Linked DNA regions of Homo sapiens: region 1 is linked to region 2. Evidence: read pairs that join two places in POLR2A ChIA-PET (ENCODE). Cell type or tissue: PC-3. All regions are shown on one strand. Links, peaks and the distances in the headings refer to the core of each region. The heading gives the core; the rest is flanking DNA. Region 1 holds the start of LOC124904719 (a long non-coding RNA gene). Region 2 overlaps ZNF546 (zinc finger protein 546).

The links. Peaks named below come from ENCODE experiments on the same cell type or tissue, not always from the same donor. Only the 100,000 strongest peaks of a DNase experiment are listed, where the experiment ranks them.
Region 1: POLR2A ChIA-PET joins it to region 2 with 17 read pairs; 4 of 35 experiments call an interaction of 5 or more read pairs at or near these places.

Annotation. Positions count from the first base shown.
Region 1 is chr19:39,806,803-39,816,201 of GRCh38, reverse strand. LOC124904719 (a long non-coding RNA gene) reads left to right here and starts at 6,645. Exons shown (of 2, transcript XR_007067258.1): 1 at 6,645-6,780. In PC-3, for the core only: no CTCF peak of the experiment used is centred there; no DNase peak of the experiment used is centred there.
Region 2 is chr19:40,009,498-40,018,840 of GRCh38, reverse strand. It overlaps ZNF546 (zinc finger protein 546), which reads right to left. Exons shown (of 7, transcript NM_178544.5): 7 at 1-5,176. The coding sequence ends at 3,060. Among named protein-coding and RNA genes, the nearest start is that of ZNF546, 17 kb to the right of the region's middle. RefSeq lists an enhancer at 3,054-4,253. In PC-3, for the core only: no CTCF peak of the experiment used is centred there; no DNase peak of the experiment used is centred there.

The sequences.
Region 1 (9,399 bases), core at 509-8,508, 200 kb after region 2:
CCTCTGGGACTGCTGGACATCTCTCACATCTTCTCCCTTCTCCCATTTTCCACTCTGCCTTGGTCCAACCCGGTCCTCTCCCACCTTGTCTCTGCCTGTCCTCCTCCCTGGGCTCTTGGCCTCCCATCTCACCATTTAACGCAATTAAACCTGTTGTAGGGGGAAAAGTAAACAGGAAAATAAATCACATTATGTGTCAGCTTAAGATGAAAACAACTTTCAGGAATCACTTTATTACTTTAAAAAATCTACAGCAGTAGGAAGAAAACTGAGGCTCATTTCTCTTTACACTAGGGTTGTCACACCAGAGTGAAATTTTAAGGATCACTTGTAAGCTTCCTTTTGAGTCACATTGATTAAGAGAATCTTCTATATTAATTATCACAATTATCCTTATAAACATGACTTACAAGGTATCTAAAAAATGTCTCACAAGCATTTAGAACAACTGAATTGTATAAAAGGATTTTGTATGTGCAAGAGGGAAGTTAACTAGATTATTAATACTGGCATTGGGAGAATTCTTCCACTCTGATATCAGTGGCTGTTGGCACAGTGAGTTCAGTAAAGAGACTATTAGTGGGCTGGGAACGGTGGCTCATGCCTGTAATCCTAGCACTTTGGGAGGCCGAGGCAGGCGGATTGCTTGAGCTCAGGAGTTTGAGACCAGCCTGGGCAACATGGTGAAACCCCGTCTCTACTAAAATACAAAAGAAATTAGCCGGGCATGGTGGCGTGCACCTGTAGTCCCAGCTACTCAGGAGGCTGAGGCAGGAGAATTGCTTGAACTCGGGAGGTCAAGGTTGTAGTGAGCCGAGATCGCACCACTGCACTCCAGCACTCCAGCCTGGGTGACAGCAAGACTCTGTCTCTACAAAAAAAAAAAAAAAAAAAAAAGAAAGAGAGACTATTAGCGGATGTGCTTTGGGACATTTTGCAGTTCTAAGCCTGGCTAGCATAGGCTTTCACAGTAACTGCCCACATTTGTATGGTGCCTTCTTCATGCCAGGCACTCTTCTAAACCCCCAGCTTGCATACATCCAGTAATCCTCACATACCCCTTAGGAGGTAGCTACTGTTATTATCCCAGGTTTTCAGTGAGGCATTTAGAGTTTAAATCAGTTACTTCAGGTTCCATAGCTAGTAAGTGCCTGCAACAGGATTTGAACCTAGGAGTCTCAGTTCTATCATGTGTGCCTTTAACCACCTTCCTCCTTGACTCTATTCTGAAAGGAGAAACTCATATTTCTGATCTTACAGTTTCTTCCTTTGGAAGAGGGGCTTAAATTGCTTTCTTTTCCAGCGACTAGAAACCTTTCAACATCACCAATTATTTGTAAAGAAAAACATTTTTAAAATGCTGGGCACCATGACTCATTCCTGGAATCCCAGCACTTTGGGAGGTCAGGGCAGAAGGATTGCTTGGGGTCAGGAGTTAAGACTGGCCTGGGCAGCATAGTGAGACCCCTTTCTCTACAATAACTAAAAAAATTGCTGGGCATGGTGGTGCAAGCCTGTTGTCCCAGCTACTTGGGAGGCTGAGGCAGGAGGATCGCTTAAGCCCAGGAGGTTGAAGCTGCAGTGAACTAGGCAGTGATCGTGCCACTGCACTCCAGCCTGGGTGACAGAGCAAGACTCTATCTCTAAAAAGAAGAAGAAAAAGTAAAACACTTTTAACTTATTTTAAGGGAAAATTTCAAACATACATAAGAGCATAGAGAAGAGGCTGATGAACTCCTACGTTCTCATCACTAGCTTCTGCAGTTACCAGCATATGGCCACTGTTGCTTAATCCATACCTTGCACATCTTTTTCTGCTGCTCAGATTTATTTATTTATTTATTTATTTATTTATTTATTTATAGACAGAGTCTCACACTGTTGCCCGGGCTGGAGTGCAATGGCACGATTTCTGCTCACTGCAACCTCCGCCTCCCAGGTTCACACAATTCTCCTGCCTCCTGAGTAGCTGGGATTACAGGCGCACACCACCACACCTGGCTAATTTTTTTGTATTTTTAGTAGAGACAGTTTCACTATGTTGGCCAGACTAGTCTTGAACTCCTGACCTCATGATCCGCCTGCCTCAGCCTCCCAAAGTGCTGGGATTACAGTTGTGAGCCACCGTGCCCGGCCTCAGTTATTTTTAAAGCAAATCTAGATATGTTTTGTTAAGGGATTTTTAAATTTTCCTAAAAAAAGATAACCTGCAATTTCTTGCCCCAAGTCATTCCCTACTGACAAATTGCCCATCTTCCTGATTCTCTGATCCCCTCCTTTCTCCTCATTTTCCAAATTCAGACAAGTCTGTGCATGGGGTGATATCACCGCACCAGCTCTGTCCCTGGCTCATTTTCTGTAACCCTATACTCCAGGCGTTTCTCCACATTTCTCTGAAGCCTGAAAACGATCCTTCTTAATGACCATGAATGGGCTGGAGTTGCTTGGCAATCCTGTCCTCTGCAATAGGACATTTAATCTGCTTGTGGCCTTTCGCCATGGTGGTGGCCTCTTCCCTTATTTGGGTTATTTTTCTGGATCCCTTTCCACTCAAATCGGGTCAGACCTTCCCTGACACTCCTTGTACACTGCAAATTCACATTAAGCATATTATGTTTCACATAGTCCAAATGAAACAGTGATTTGGCTACTCATTTATTAACTGTCTGGGAGTTCCAGCAGGGTCAGAATCAGGTCTGTCTGTACCGTCGGTGAGTCCTCAACATCACCCAGCACAGGGCCTGGCACTCAGTAGGTGCTCAGTAACCATGCGCTGAATGAATGAGTAAATGAAGGAGTGAATGAATGATTGCCAACCTCAATAGCTGGACATTTATCATGAGGGCAGTAGGAAGCCACAGAAGTATTTTAGGCAGAACTGGACCCATTTCTCTCAAACTCTGATGTGCATCTGGGATTTTGAATGTAGATTCCGCTTCGGTGGGTTGAGGAAGGGGCCTGAGATTCTGCATTTCAAGCTCCCAAATGATGCCAAGGCTTTGAGTAGCAAAGGTGTTGCCCTGCTCTTCAGTACAGTACAGGAGCCACTGGCCACATGTGGCTCCTGGGCACTTGAAATGTGGCTCGTGTGACTTGAGATATATTTTAAGCATAAATACCCACCAGAGTTAAAGACTTGGTACAAAAAAAATGTTTTATATTGATCACATACTGATATGGTAATATTTTGGATATATTGAGTTAAATAAAATATATTATTAAAATTACAATTAATTTTATGGTTTTTTTAATTGGGCTATTAGAAAATGTTTAATTAGCTTTGCAGCTCACATGTATGGCTCGTGTTACTCTTCTGTTGGATCATGCTGGTCTAGAACACTCCCGACTCCCTGTCACCTGTGGGCATTTGTACGTGCTTCTCCCTCTTTTTGGAGCACCCTTCTTTCACCCACCTCCCCACAACTAATTCCATACACTGTTCAGGTCTCAGTAAAGGTGTCTCCTTTAGGAAGCCCCCTTGGTCCCCCAGGGTGGGTGGGGGGCCCGTTCTGAGCTTCCACAGCTCCTGGGGTTTCTCCCATCCCAGCCTTGACCCATCTGTCTGCCTCTCCCCTGTCCCACCTTGACCAGCTGTGATGTCAGCATCTCTGCGTCTGTCTCATCTTTGGACAATAAATCCATGAGCATGGGGGCAGAGTCTATCTTGGTTGCCACATTATCTGCAGAGCCTGGCACACAGTCAGTGAATATACTGCATTAATAAATGACACGTGAGATGTGGGTCGTGCACATTTCACAACTGGACTGTGAAGCCAGCCTCAGAGGCCTCATTTTGATGGCCCAGCCACCAGCACAGCATCTCCTGCTGCTTCGACTCCTGCTGGGCGTGCAGTAGCCATGCCATGGATCACATCTGCCTTCTGTAGAATTGCTCTGCCCACCTGTCTCTGAGCTACCCTGTAGCTCCTCTCAGGATTTGCCCTTTACCAATGGCACATTCCTGAACGGGGGCTTGGTCTTTTCTTTGTTAAGTTATATCAGTTTTGGGTACAACATAGATTGTGATAAAGAGATTTTTTTTTTCTCCAGAGATTTCTTTTATTTAAATTGCATAGAAACATTGCTTTAAATAAAGTAATTTTAAAAATAGTCTGTCGGTCTTTTCCTTTGAGATTCTTTGGTTGCTTCAGTAGTTTTGTAATTGACATGAAAAGATGTTCCAACTCATCCCTAATCAGAGCAAGACAAAGATCAGGAAACTGAAATCCACTTCCTCTCCTTCCAGCTTGCTTGTTCAAGTACCACCTCTGCTTCCAGCGCAACCTCCAGGCCACGTTCCCACACTCTCCCTGTCCATCATGGCTCTCCTTTTTCCATCCCACCCTGCCCACTGTCCCCTACCAATTATAGATTCATCATTACAGTCACCCTCTAAATTCCCTTCCTCCTCAATCGTTTGGTCCCAGCCATCTGACTAAAAGCCAGCCCCTAATTATATGGAACATCTAAAGAAAAAAAGGCCACACTAAAATTCTGTTTCACAGCCTCAAATTGACAAAAGTTAAGATGGCTGTAGGTGAGGATGGGGATTCACAGGACATCTCATATGTTGCTGATGGGAGTTCAAATTAGTACAACCCTCTGGGAAGTAGTTTGTTGTTATTTTGAAAAACTGAACCAAATTGAAAATCTGAATCCCATATGCTTGGCACTCCTAGGTCCTTACCCAAGAAGAGATATTTGACCACATGCATCGATTGAGATGTTAAAGTTCATAGTATCTCTTCTCAGCCTTTGGCTAAGATCAAGTATACAAAGTTCATCTGTCAACTTTTGTATGCTTTTGTAAAGCATTTATCTGATAGCAAAAAGAAACACATCTGATGTCCATTTAAAGGAGAATTGATAAATTTTAGTATATCTCACATGACGGACAATTACACAGCAGTGAAAATGAAGGAACAACAGATGTACAAGAAAAAGATGAATTTAGGCTGGGCATGGTGGCTCCTGCTTGTAATCCCAGCACTTTGGGAGGCTGAGACGGGAGGATTGCTTGAGGCCAGAAGTTCAAGACCAGCCTGGGGAACATGGTGAAACCCTATTTCTACAAAAAATGCAAAAATTAGCTGGGCTCAGTGGCGTGTGCTTGTAGCTCCAACTACTCGGGAGGCTGAAGTGGGAGGGTCGCTTGAGGCCTGGAGGTCGAGGATGCAGTGAGCTATGATCCTGGACACTGCACTCCAGCCTGGGCAAGAGGGTGAGAGTCTGTCTCAAAAAAAAAAAAAAAAGAAAAAAAAAAAAGAATTACAGAAACATAATGTGAATAAAACAAAAGACTCCATATAGGATGATACTATTTATAAAGCTCAAAGCCAAGCAAAAGGAAACATTTTTAAGCATACAAAAATATGTGATAAAACTGTATCTTAAAATCACAAGGGATGAGGGAAACTTTTGGGATTTATTGCATTTTATACTTAAAGTGGATATATTTTATTGCATGTAAATTATATCTCAATAAAGTTGAATCACAAAAAGAGAGAGAGGCTAGAGCAGACTCCCTGTTCTGTCCCTGGAAATGCCGTGTAAGCGGGTGATGCCGGGGCGGTGGCCACCATCTGGTGATGCAGGTGTCATGCTGAAGATGGCAGTGCAGAAAAGACAAAGGACCTAAGTTCTTGATAATGTCACTGAACCACCTAAGGGACTTTGCTTTCTTCTATGCTATATCTCCAGATCCTGGAACAGTGCCTGACAATGGGTTGGTACTCATGTATTTTTAAATAAAATTTTTACTGAAGTAGAACTAAAATGTTTGAATAGATAAATTAATGAATTTAACAACCCTGGAACCCACCTCTGCTTTTCTTGCTATGTGAAACAATGCAGTTCCTTTTTTGTTCAGCCCCTTTTGGTTTTTTTTTTTTTTTTTAGACGGAGTTTTGCTCTTGTTGCCCAGGCTGGAGTGCAGTGGCATGATCTTGGCTCACTGCAACCTCTGCCTCCTGGGTTCAAGCGATTCTCCTACCTCAGCCTCACGAGCAGCTGGGATTATAGGCATGCAACACCATGCCTGGCTAACTTTTTGTATTTTTTTTTTAAGTAGAGATGGGGTTTCCTCACGTTGGCCAGGCTGGTCTTGAACTCCGGACCTCAGGTGATCCACCCGCCTCGGCCTCCCAGAGTGTTGGGTTACAGGTGTGAGCCACTGCACTGCTGATTTGGGGCCATTTAGCTGCAGTCAAACACATGTTAACTAGTGATCCACATGATACACACGTTAAAACTAACATTTTAGGAGGCACCTACTATGCATCAGGACCTGCGTTGCAGGCTTTAACTGCATGAATCCTTACAACATCCCTGCGAGGTTGGTTCCAGGTCCCCCATTTTACCGAGTGGGCTCTAAAAGAGACCACAGATTATCATGCTTGGTCTTGCCATCCATTGGAAGCCTTCTGTGCCCAGACACACTGCTGTTTCCACCCATCACTTTTAAGAGATTTCCAACATTGCAGTCATACATTTAAGATCAGGAGAAAGTTGTCGATATTTACAGAAGCTGTTGGAGGCAGCCCACGGTTTAAGTTATCTACTGCTACACCAAATTTTGCTGTTGAAAACAACTTAATTATTATCACTCATGGTTCTCCAGGTTGACTAGGCTCAGCTGGGCGGTTCTCATGCCATTGCAGTTGGATATCAGCTGGGACCACAGTTATCTAAAGGCCCCACTCTGAAGGTCAAGATGGCTCACTCACATGGCTGGAAGCTGATGCTGGCTGTGGCCTGGAATGCCAGACATAACCTCTCCAGGTGACTTGGGCCTCTCACAGTGTGATGACTGGGTTCCGAGAGGGAGCATTCCAAGACTGAGCTTTCCAAAAAGCTCAATCAGAAGCCACACATCTTATGCTCTAGCCTCGGAAGTCCCAGAATGCCACTTCCTCTGAATTATATTGGTCAAGTAAGTCACTAAGGGCAACCTGGATTCAAGCCAAGGTATGCCAACCATCCCTTGATGGGAGGAGCAGTATGTGTGCCCCGCCAGGGATCTATTTTTTTTTTTTAACAGTCACTGCAACCTCCACCTCCTGGGTTCAAGCGATTCTCGTGTCTCAGCCTCCCAAGTAGCTGGGATTACAGGTGCCCGCCACCACACCCAGCTAATTTTTGTATTTTTAGTAGAGATAGGGTTTTACCATGTTGGTCAGGCTGGCCTCGAACTCCTGACCTCAGGTGATCCACCTGCCTTGGCCTCCCAAAGTGCTGGGATTAGAGGCATAAGCCACCGCGCCCGGCCTTCACCAAGTGTCTATTTACGCTGACTTTTTGCAGTCAGTTATGACTCATCACCAAGAACTACCTAGCACCAAACCCCTTCTTTTCTTGCTTCTCTTTCTCTCCACGGTGCCACCCCCTCTCCAGGGCTCTTGGCTGCAATCTTCATCTGGCATCAAGCTTTCTGATGGGAGGGCCAGAAGTGGCTTAAGTTTCATGTTTTTTTTTACTATATCCTGACTTTTTCTCTGATGTCCTCTAGCTTTGAAAATTTTACCTGTTTTTTTCTTAAGTAAGCTTTTCAAAATTATTTTTAATTTTTCCATTTTTGTGGGTACATAGTAGGTGTACATATTTTTGGGGTCCAGGAGATATTTTGGTATAGGTGTGTGTGTAATAATCACATCAGGGTACATGGGGCATCCATCACCTCAAGCATTCATCATTTCTTTGTGTTATGAACACTCCAATTGTACTCCCTCAGTTATTCTAAAATGTACAACAAATCAGTTCTGACTGTAGTCACCCTGTTGTGTTATCAAATACTAGATACTCATTTTGTCGAACTGTATTTTTGTACCCATTAACTATCTCCACTTCCTCTCCCCTCTACTACCTTTCCCAGCCTGTGGCAGCTATCCTTCTACTCTCTATCTCCATGAGTTCAGTTGTTACATTTTAGCTCCCACAAATGAGTTAAAATATGTCAAGTTTGCCTTTCTGTGCCTGGCTTCTGTCACTTAATATAATGTCCTCCAGTTCTATCCATGTCATTGCAAATGACAGGATCTCATTCTTGTTTATGGCTGAATAGTACTCCATTGTGTATATGCACCACGTTTTCTTTATCCATTCATCTGTTATGGACACTTAGGTTGATTCCAAATTTGGGCGCTTGTAAACAATGATGCAACAAACATGGGAGTGGAGATGTCTCTTCCATATACTGATTTTCTTTCTTGTGGATATATACCTAGCAGTGGGATTCTGCCAGGATCATATGGTAGTTCTATTTTCAGTTTTTCTTTTTCTTTTTCTTTTTTTTTTTTTTTTTGAGATGGAATCTCGCTCTGTTGCCTGGCTGTAGTGCCGTGGTGCGATCTCTGTTCACTGCAACTTCTATCTCCATGGTTCAAGCAATTCCCCTGCCTCAGCCCCCGGAGTAGCTGGGATTACAGGCACACACCACCATGCCCAGCTAATTTTTTTGTGTTTTTAGTAGAGACGGGGTTTCACCATGTTAGCCAGACTGGTCTTAAACTCCTGACCTCAGGCAACCCACTCGCCTCAGCCTCCCAAAGTGCTGGGATTACAGGCATGAGCCACTGCGCCCAGCTATTTTCACTTTTTCTGAGGAACGTCTATACTGTTCTCCGTAGTAGCTGTACTGATTTACATTCTCACCAACTGTGTACGAGGGTTCCTTTTTCTCCACCTCCTCACTAGCATTTGTTATTGCCTGTCTTTGGGATGAAAGCCATTTTACTTGGGGTGAGATGATATTGTAATTCTGATTTGCATTTCTCTGATGATCAGTTATGTTGAGCACCTTTTCATGTGCCTGTTTGCCATTTGTATGTCTTCTTTTGAGAAATGTCTATTCAGATCTTTTGGCCATTTTTAAATAAGTTTATAAGTTTTTTTTTCTTATTGAGTTGTTTGAGCTCCTTTTATATTCTGGTTATTAATCCCTTGTCAGATGGAGAGTTTGCAAATATTTTCTCCCATTCTGTAATACATGTTTGGTGTACAATTGAATACATTTTCACATCTCATTCAGTGGCTGGGATACTGAGGTGAGTAAGACAGATTGTTACCTGTCCTTGTGGAATTTGTGGTCATGGTAATAGTCTCTGAAGATGGTCCTGGTTTTCTGGGGGTTTTCAAGACAAACATTTTAGGTGCAGGAAAATATTAGAAAGTCTATTTACAACCACTTTTTTTTTTTTGATATGGAGTCTTACTCTGTTGCCCAGGCTGGAGTGCAGTGGCACCGTCTCGGCTCACTGCCACCTCCGCTTCCTGGGTTCAAGAGATTCTCCTGCATCAGCCTCCTGAGTAGCTGGGAATACAGCAGCGTGCCACCACAAGCGGCTAATTTTTTTTGTATTTTTAGTAGAGACAGGGTTTCACCATGTTGGTCAGGCTGGTCTC
Region 2 (9,343 bases), core at 1-8,000:
GGCTAAGGGTTAGAATCATCTGAAGGCTCATACCCTCATACACTTGGTGCTGGATCCCGGCTGTTACCTCAATTACAGCTGTAATCAGGACAGCTTTACTTAGCTTTTCTATGTGATTACTTGGCATCTTCATAGCATGGTGGCTGGGCTTCATCCCAAGTGGGTCAGGCAGAAGCTGTATTGCCTTTTATGACTTAGTCGTGGAAATCACAGTGTTATTCCTGCCATAAACACAGGCCCACCTGGCCAGATTCAAAAGGAAGGACCATGAGCTCTACCTCTTGGGGAGTGTTGGTATCACATTGTAAGATGAACATGCAGAATGGGATATATTGGTGTGGCCATCTTTGGAATGTATGTTCTGCTACACCAAGTGAATGAACTAAGGATACCATAGTGGTATAATGACATTGTATGCCACCTAATGGGTTACAAATTGAAATACAAAATTTCTCCCATTAAGTATTCTTGCCAAAATATTTAATCTGTCCCTAATTGGGTCTCTAATCCCAAATTCCAGTTAATGGGAAATACTGGGGATAAAAAAGCACATTTAAAAATACTTTGGGAAGGCCGGGTGCGGTGGCTCATGCCTGTAATCCCAGCACTTTGGGAGGCTGAGGCGGGCAGATCACCAGGTCAGGAGATCGAGACCGTCCTGGCTAACATGGTGAAACCCCGTCTCTACTAAAAATACAAAAAATTAGCCGGGCATGGTTGAAGGCGCCTGTAGTCCCAGCTACTGGGGAGGCTGAGGCAGAATTGCCTGAACCCGGGAGGCGGAGCTTGCAGTGAGCCAAGATCGCACCACTGCACTCCAGCCTGGGCGACAGAGACTCCATCTCAAAAAAAAAAAAAAAAAAAAAAAAAAAAAGTCAATGTTGCAATAAAGTTGTGGGGGGAAGGGCCATTCTTACTTTAAAAGAGACGAACAATGCACAAATGTAATTCATGAATTTGGTTCCTGAATTTAAAAATAACCTATGAAAAGCATTGTTTACACAAATGAAAAGAATGAACACAACTGAGAATATGAACACAGACTGAATATTACAGATTATGGAATTATTGCTAATCTCCTTAGGTGTGAAGTTACTGGGGGTCAAATCTTTTGGCTTCCCTGGGTTACACTGGAAGAAGAATTATCTTGGGCTACACATAAAATGTGCTAACAATGGCGGATGAGCTTAAAAAAAATCACAAAAAAAATCTCATGTTTTAAGACAGCTTACAAATTTCTGTTGGACTGCATTCAAAGCTGCCCTGGGGCACAGACAGGTTGGACAATTGTTATATAGCAATTAAGTAGGAGGCAGCCTTTATTCTTAGATGTGATGTGTTATAGTATCTGCAATTTATACTCAAATACTACAGCAAAATATGTAAATATTATGTATAAGCAAACCAAATGTGACAACATATTAACAATTGCTGAATCTAGATAGAACATAACTGTTCATTATTCTTTTAAGTTTTCCAAATGGATAGTGGCTGTTTTTAATTTATCATTGTGGGCAGAAAAAGCGACTGACATACCTGCTTTTTGGGTTATAAAAAGAAAAAAGCATTACAGCTATCCCTGAGTCTTCAAAACTTTACTCTCATAATCTTCACACCCATCAAATCTAGAGATTTCTTTCTCACATTAATTTTCAGAGATAGGTTCTGACTTTATAAATGGAAGTTTAATCTATTTTACTGGATATTATCTCCAGTTAATTATTCCAATCTAAATAAGGAGTGAAAGGTAATGGACAGTTTTTACAAATTTCTTACACCCACAGGGCCTTCCTCTCACATGAATGTACTAAATGTATCCCCAATGAAAAAAATAAAGCAATATTTATTGATAAAATGCTGTGTGCCAAATACTCTTTTAAAGGTTTTATCTTTTATTAGCATTTCATCCTCACAAAAATACTATTAGGTGGTACTGTTATTACCATTTTAAAAACCAAGGCACAGGGGCATGTTTTGCCAAACACCACATAGGCAGAGGTGGAATTATGAGAATTATATTATTTATATATATCATAAAGATAGGCCAAGGCTGGTCTTTCCCATGTTCATTACATTAACAGAATCATTTTCCGTTACAGTGCTATATAAAGTGTGGTCCATGTGTTGACACTGGCCCACAAATTGTTTGCTTCTGGTCTCTGCAAAAGTTATAGATACCAAGAGCAAGTATTTAGAAATGTTTGCAGCAATCTGACAGAGTTAACTCAGTTAAATACCATAATAAAAAACTGGGGCTTTTATTTTGTATGTCTGTTTTTTTCTTTTCATTTTTCTGGTAATCTATTTATTTATTTATTTAAGAGACAGAGTCTTGCTCTGTTGCCCAAGCTAGAGTGCAGTGGTGCGATCTCAGCTCACTGCAACCTCTGCCACTTAGGTTCATGCAATTTTCCTGCCTCAGCCTCCTGAGTAGCTGGGATTACAGGCACCCCCCACAATGCCTAGCTAATTTGTGTATTTTAGTAGAGAAGGGGTTTCACCATGTTGGCCAGGCTGGTCTTGAACTCCTGACCTCAGGTGATCTGCTCACCTGGGCCTCCCATAGTGCTGGGATTACAGGTGTGAGCCACTGTGCCTGGCCCGCATTTTATTTATTTATTTAGAGACAGGATCTCACTCTGTCACCAAGCTGGAGTGCAGTGGCACAATCATGGCTCACTAAAGCCATGAGGCAGGGTCTCACTATGTTGCCCAGGCTGGTTTCGAACTCCTGTCTTTCCACAGTGCTGGGATTACAGGTGTGAGCCACTTCACCTGGCCCATTATTATTGCATTTTAGAGAAGCACTGTTCAACAACAGTTTGTAGGGGAAAAGGCCCTTGATGGTTTGGGATGCAGTGCATCAGTATCAATCTTCTAAAGTCTAACAGGGACTGAGTGATGCTATAGTCTTTCGACTCTTTAACATACGAAATAATTTCTGATAAATTGTGAGCATGAAGTAAAAGGGATTCCCACATGTTCCGTAACAAACAGAAAATTTCTTAAATTACAAATTCTCTGCTAAAGGGCATTTTCTAAAGGCCATCGTATTCTCTTTACATTATGCATAGGACTTCCTCACTAATATGATTTCTCTGATGTAAAGTAAGTTGATCACTACGAATAAAGGCTTTTCCACATTCTTTACATTGATAGGGTTTTTCACCAGTATGAATTCTGTGATGTCGAGTAAGTTCTGAATTAACACTGAAGGCTTTCCCACATTCTTTACATTTATAGGGTTTCTCACCCGTGTGAACTATGTGATGTCGAGTAAGTTCTGCTTGAAGACGAAAGGCATTCCCACATTCTTTACAGCTATAAGGTTTCTCACCAGTATGAAGTCTAAAATGTTGAGTAAGATGATACCGACGACTAAAGGTCTTTCCACATTCCTTACATTCATATGGAAGCTCACCAGTGTGAATTCTTTGATGTAATGTAAGTCGATAACTGCAAATAAAAGCATTCCCACATTCATTACATATGTAGGGCTTCTCACCAGTATGGCCTCTGTGATGTTGAGTAAGATGATAGTGCCGACTAAACGTCTTCCCACATTCCGTACATTCGTAGGGTTTCTCACCAGTATGAATTCTGTGATGTTGCGTGAGATGAGTGCTACGAATAAAGGCCTTCCCACATTCTGTACATTTATAGGGTTTTTCACCAGTATGAATTCTGTGATGCTGAGTAAGTTCTGTTTGAAATCGAAAGGCTTTCCCACATTCATTACATATGTAGGGTTTTTCACCAGTATGAATTTTAAAATGTTGAGTAAGATTATAGCGACGACTAAAAATCTTCCCACATTCTTTACATATGTAGGTGCTCTCACTGGTGTGAATTCGCTGGTGTGAAATAAATTGATTGCTATGAATAAAAGCCTTCCCACATTCCTTACATTCATAGGGTTTCTCACATGTATGAATTCTGTGATGTCGGGTAAGTTCTCCTTGAAGACGAAAGGCTTTTCCACATTCGTTACATATGTAGGGTTTCTCACCAGTATGAATTCTGTAGTGTTGAGTGAGATGATAGCGACTACTGAAGGTTTTTCCACATTCCTTACATTCATAGGGAATCTCACCGGTGTGAGTTCTCAGATGTAAAGTAAGTTGATAACCACAAATAAAGGCCTTCCCACATTCCTTACATTCATAGGGTTTCTCACCAGTATGAGTTCTATGATGCCGAGTAAGTTCCGTTTGAAGACGAAAGGCTTTTCCACATTCTCTACATTCATAGGGTTTCTCACCAGTATGAATTCTACGATGTCGAGCAAGTTCTGCATGAAAACTAAAGGACTTACCACATTCTTTACATTCGTAGGGTTTTTCACCAGTATGAATTTTCTGATGTTGAACAAGGTATGAGCCATGACTAAAGGCCTTCCCACATTCATTACATTTATAGGGTTTGACACCAGTATGAATTTTCTGATGTTGACTAATATGTCGTTGTACCCTAAAGGTCTTGCCACAAACCTTACATTCATAAGGCCTCTCACCAGTATGAATTCTTTGATGTTCAGTTAGTTGATAATGAAGTCTAAAGGCCTTCCCACATTCTTTACATTCATAAGGTCTCTCTCCAGCATGAATTGTCTGATGTACTCTAAGGTCTCTAACACGACTAAAGGCTTTCCCACATTCCTTACACTCGTAGGGTTTCACACCAGAATGTATTCTCTGATGTTCAGTAAGGTGATAATGAAGTCTAAAGGCCTTCCCACATTCTTTACATTCATAGGGTCTCTCCCCAGCATGGATTGTGTGATGTACTCTAAGGTCTCCCACTCGACAAAAGGCCTTTCCACATTCCATACATTTATAGGGTCTCTCACCAGTGTGAATTCTCAGATGTTGAATAAGGTATGACTGTTGTCTAAAGGCCTTTCTACATTCCTTACATTCATATGATTTCTCTCTAGCATGAATTTTTGGATGTAGAGGATGAGATATTTGTTTTTGGATTAGCATTTGACTAACGCATCCCATCTGATGTCTCTCTTGTCTCTCAAATTCATGTTTACACTGCAAACCATTTCTGAAAATGGTGTCCTCATGGATGGTGTTTTTACTTTTTTCCCCTGTCTGCAATTGAGATAAATAGATTTTGCAAACATTCTTTTCTGAAAGCAAATTCTTGGTAATATACTTGTATTCCAAATCTGCAAAAAAAAAAAAAAAAAAAAGCAAAGAGTAAACAAATGCTATAATGCTATTTTTCTGTGTTGGGGCAGGGATGGGGGTTGTACCTCATAGTAGAAATAAAAGATAAACAGAAATAACATACATTAGAAATAAATGGTTTAGAGCAGGATTCAACAAACTTCTTCTTTAAAAGACCAGATAGTGAAGGTGTTAGGCCTTGGGAGGCATATGGTCTCTGTCACAATTACTTAGCTCTGTTATTACAGCACAAAAGTAGCCACAGATGATAATAAGTGTGGCTGTGTTATAATAACACTTGACTTATGGACACTGAAATTTAAATTTCAAAAAGTGTTTACATGAAACAAAATCTTGATTTTTTCAACCATTAAAAAAATGGAAAAAACAGTTGTAACTTAAGAGCCATGCAAAAACAGGCAGTGAGCTATTTGGCTCATGGGCTATAGTTTGCTGGTTCCTGGCTTAGAGAACTCTAAATTATTGTAGTGCAATTTAAAAGAAGGCAAAATACCTCAGAAAATGATGTGACTTTTAAGAATTGTAAAATAGGCCGGGTGCGGTGGCTCGTGCCTGTAATCCCAGCACTTTGGGAGGCTGAGGCAGGTGGATCATGAAGTCAGGAGATCGAGACCATCCCGGCTAACATGGTGAAACCCCGTCTCTACTAAAAATACAAAAAATTAGCCAGGCGTGGTGGCGGGTGCCTGTAGTCCCAGCTACTCGGGAGGCTGAGGCAGGAGAATGGCGTGAACCCAGGAGGTGGAGCTTGCAGTGAGCCAAGATTGTGCCACTGCACTCCAGGCTGGGTGACAAAGCGAGACTCTGTCTCAAAAAAAAAAAAAAAGAATGGTAAAATAGGTGAATAGGATAATAGGGTAAATCAGTGATCCGCTTATTTAGGATGGATTTAGGGAAATTTCTTACATATACTGTTCTTCAGGCACCAAACCAGACAAAATCAAAATCTATAGGAGCAAGTCCTGGATATGTGCATTTAAAATCTTTTTCATCAAATGGCTTTGATGGAGATCATTTTGAAAATCTGTACCTAATTCTTTTCCCTTTAGAATAGAGTTTCTCGTTCCCCCTAGAATAAAACCCAAACATATTACCATTGATAAAAACCCCTTTCTTATTTGGAAGACCTCTGCAAACCACCTCTGTAAATATTACAAACAAGTCACTGAGAGGGCAGCTAAGTATAATAACTTAATTTCCCCAAATTACAACATAGTTATGAATATATCTCCCTGATTCCAATCTCATCCTAGTACAGCAATTAAATATGCTCTTTCCTGGATCACTTCCCTTCTGAAAGGGAACAAAGATACATCCAAAATTGCTCAATCAAAAGTATAAATGGAAAAGTCATTTTTGTATTTCATCATTTTCCAATTACCTATTGTTACCTTGAACATTAGGCATCTCCAAAACTGTTTACATTTGCCCTGTGTGTGTGGCTACTGTTCCTTCTCTTTGTCTCTGTCCCAACTCAAGTACTGAGATATTTTATTTGGTGAGCATCAGTTGTTTTATCATTACTCATTCACAGATCCTCAAACTCATTGCTAGTCAAGAATTACACTGCAGGTCCTGGCTAGTAGAGTAAGGCAAGGTGAAGAACACAGGCTTTAGAAAGGAGAAAAATAAACGCCTTTATTCTCAGATGTAGTAGGTTGAATTGTGGCCCCCAGAAAAGACATGTTCCTAACTCCCAGTGCCTGTGAATGTGACCTAATATGGAAAAAGGGTGGGCCCTAAATCCAATAACAGGTGTACTTATAAGAGCGAGGCATAGGGAGATCAAGAGAGGGTGCCATGAAGATGGAGGCAGAGACTGCAGTGATGCGTCTGCAAGCCAAGGAATGCCAAGAATGGCCAGTAACTACTATTCTTTTCATAAATTGTTGGATTCAAATGGCTAAAACTTAGTCTAGAATTTTTGCATTTGTGTACATGAAAGATACTGACTTATAGATTTCTTTTCTTATAATGCCTTTGTCTGGTTTTGGTATCAGGGTAATGCTGGACTTGAAGAGTGAGTTTGGAAGTATTCCCTTATCTTAAAGTTTCTGGAAGAGTTTGTGTACAATAGGTATACAAATGTAAAAATCTAAAACCATAAAATTTCTAGAAAAGCTGGGGGCAGTGGCTCACGCCTGTAATCCCAGCACTTTGAAAAGCTAAGGTGGGCAGATCATGAGGTCAGGAGTTTGAGACCAGCCTGGCCAATATGGTGAAACCCTGTCTCTACTAAAAATACAAAAATTAGCTGGGTGTGGTGGCGTGTACCTGTAGTCCTAGCTACTCGGGAGGCTGAGGCAGAAGAATTGCTTGAACCCGGGAGGTGGAGGTTGCAGTGAGCCGAGATTGTGCCACTGCACTCCAGCCTGGGTGACAGAGCGAGACTCTGTCAAAAAAAAAAAAAATTAGAAGAAAACAGAAAATTTTTGTACTTTTTATATTGGGCAAAGATTTCTTAAATATGACTGAAAGGACAATCCATAAGAGAAAAATGTGATAAATTAACTTAATCAAATTAAGAGCTTATGCTATTCAGAAGACACTGTTAAGAGTTTACAGATCATACATTTGATAAAGGACTTACATCCAGAATATATAAGGGACTCTCAAAACCCAATAATTAGCAAACAACCAATGCAATTAGAAAATGGGCAGAAGGCCAGGTATAGTGGCTCACGCCTGTAAGCCCAGCACTTTGGGAGGCTGAGGCAGGTGGATCTGAGGTCAGGAGTTCGAGACCAGCCTGGCCAATGTGGTGAAACCCCATCTCTACTAAAAATACAAAAATTAGCTGGGCATGGTGGCACATGCCTGTGGTCCCAGCTACTCAGGAGGCTAAGGCAGGAGAATTGCTTGTACCCAGGAGGCGGAGGTTGCAGTGAGCCGAGGTCGCACCACTGCATTCCAGCCTGGGCAACAGAGCAAGACTCTGTTTCAAAAAAAAGAAAGAAAGAAGCAAAGAGAATGAGCAGAAGACTGTAATAGATGCTTCACCAAAGAAGATATATGGATGATAAATTAAGAATAAAAAGTTGCTCAGGATTATTAGGCATTAGGAAAATGAAAATTAAAACCACAGTGAGATACCATTACTCACCTATTAGCAAAGCTAAAATTTAAAAGACTGACCATACCAAAGTGCTAACAAGAATGTCGAAGAACTGGAATTTTCATAAACTTCTGCTGGGAAAGTAAAAAGATACAACCACTTTCTTCTTCTTTTTTTTTTTTTTTCAGACATTATCTTGGTCTGTCACCCAGGCTGGAGTGCAGTGGCACAATCTCGGCTCACTGCAACCTCTGCCTCCAGGGTTCAAGTGATTCTCCTGCCTCAGCCTCCCAAGTAGCTGGGATTACAGATGCCTGTCACTATGCCTGGCTAATTTTTGTATTTTTAGTAAAGATGAAGTTTCACCTTGTTGGCCAGGCTGGTCTTGAACTCCTGACCTCCAGTGATCCACCTGTCTCGGCCTCCCAAAGTGCTGGGATTACAGGCATAAGCCACTGCTACTGGCTGATACAACCACTTTCAAACACAGTGTGGCAGTTTCTTAAAAAATAGACATATATTTATCATATGATCTACCCATTCTACCCCAGACAGTTACCCAAGATAAATGAAAGCATAAGTCTATACCAAGAATTTTACATGAAAGTTTCCAGTAGCTTTATCTGTAATAGCCAAACACTGGAAATAACTCAATGTCCATCCTTATACATAAATGGATAAGTAAATTGTGGTACATCCATACAATGGAATACTACTCAACAATGAAAAGAAATGAAGTACTGATACATATAGCAACATGGATGAATCTCAAAATAATTTTGCTGAGTGAATGAAGCTAAATTTTAAAAATCACCATATTTTTAAAAAAGGAAGAAAAAAATCACCATATAATTCCATTATACAAAATTCTAGAAAATGAAAACTAAGTTATAGTGACAGAGAGATGATCAGTGCTTACCTGGGCAGTGGGTAGAGAGGGACATGAGGGAGGGATTTCTTTTGGAGGTGATGGATATGTTTATTATTTTGATTTTGAAATGGTTTCACAATATACAGGGCAACTTAGCAAATTTTATACTTTAAATGTGTGCAGTTTATTGTATGCTAATTATATGTCAATAAAACTGTT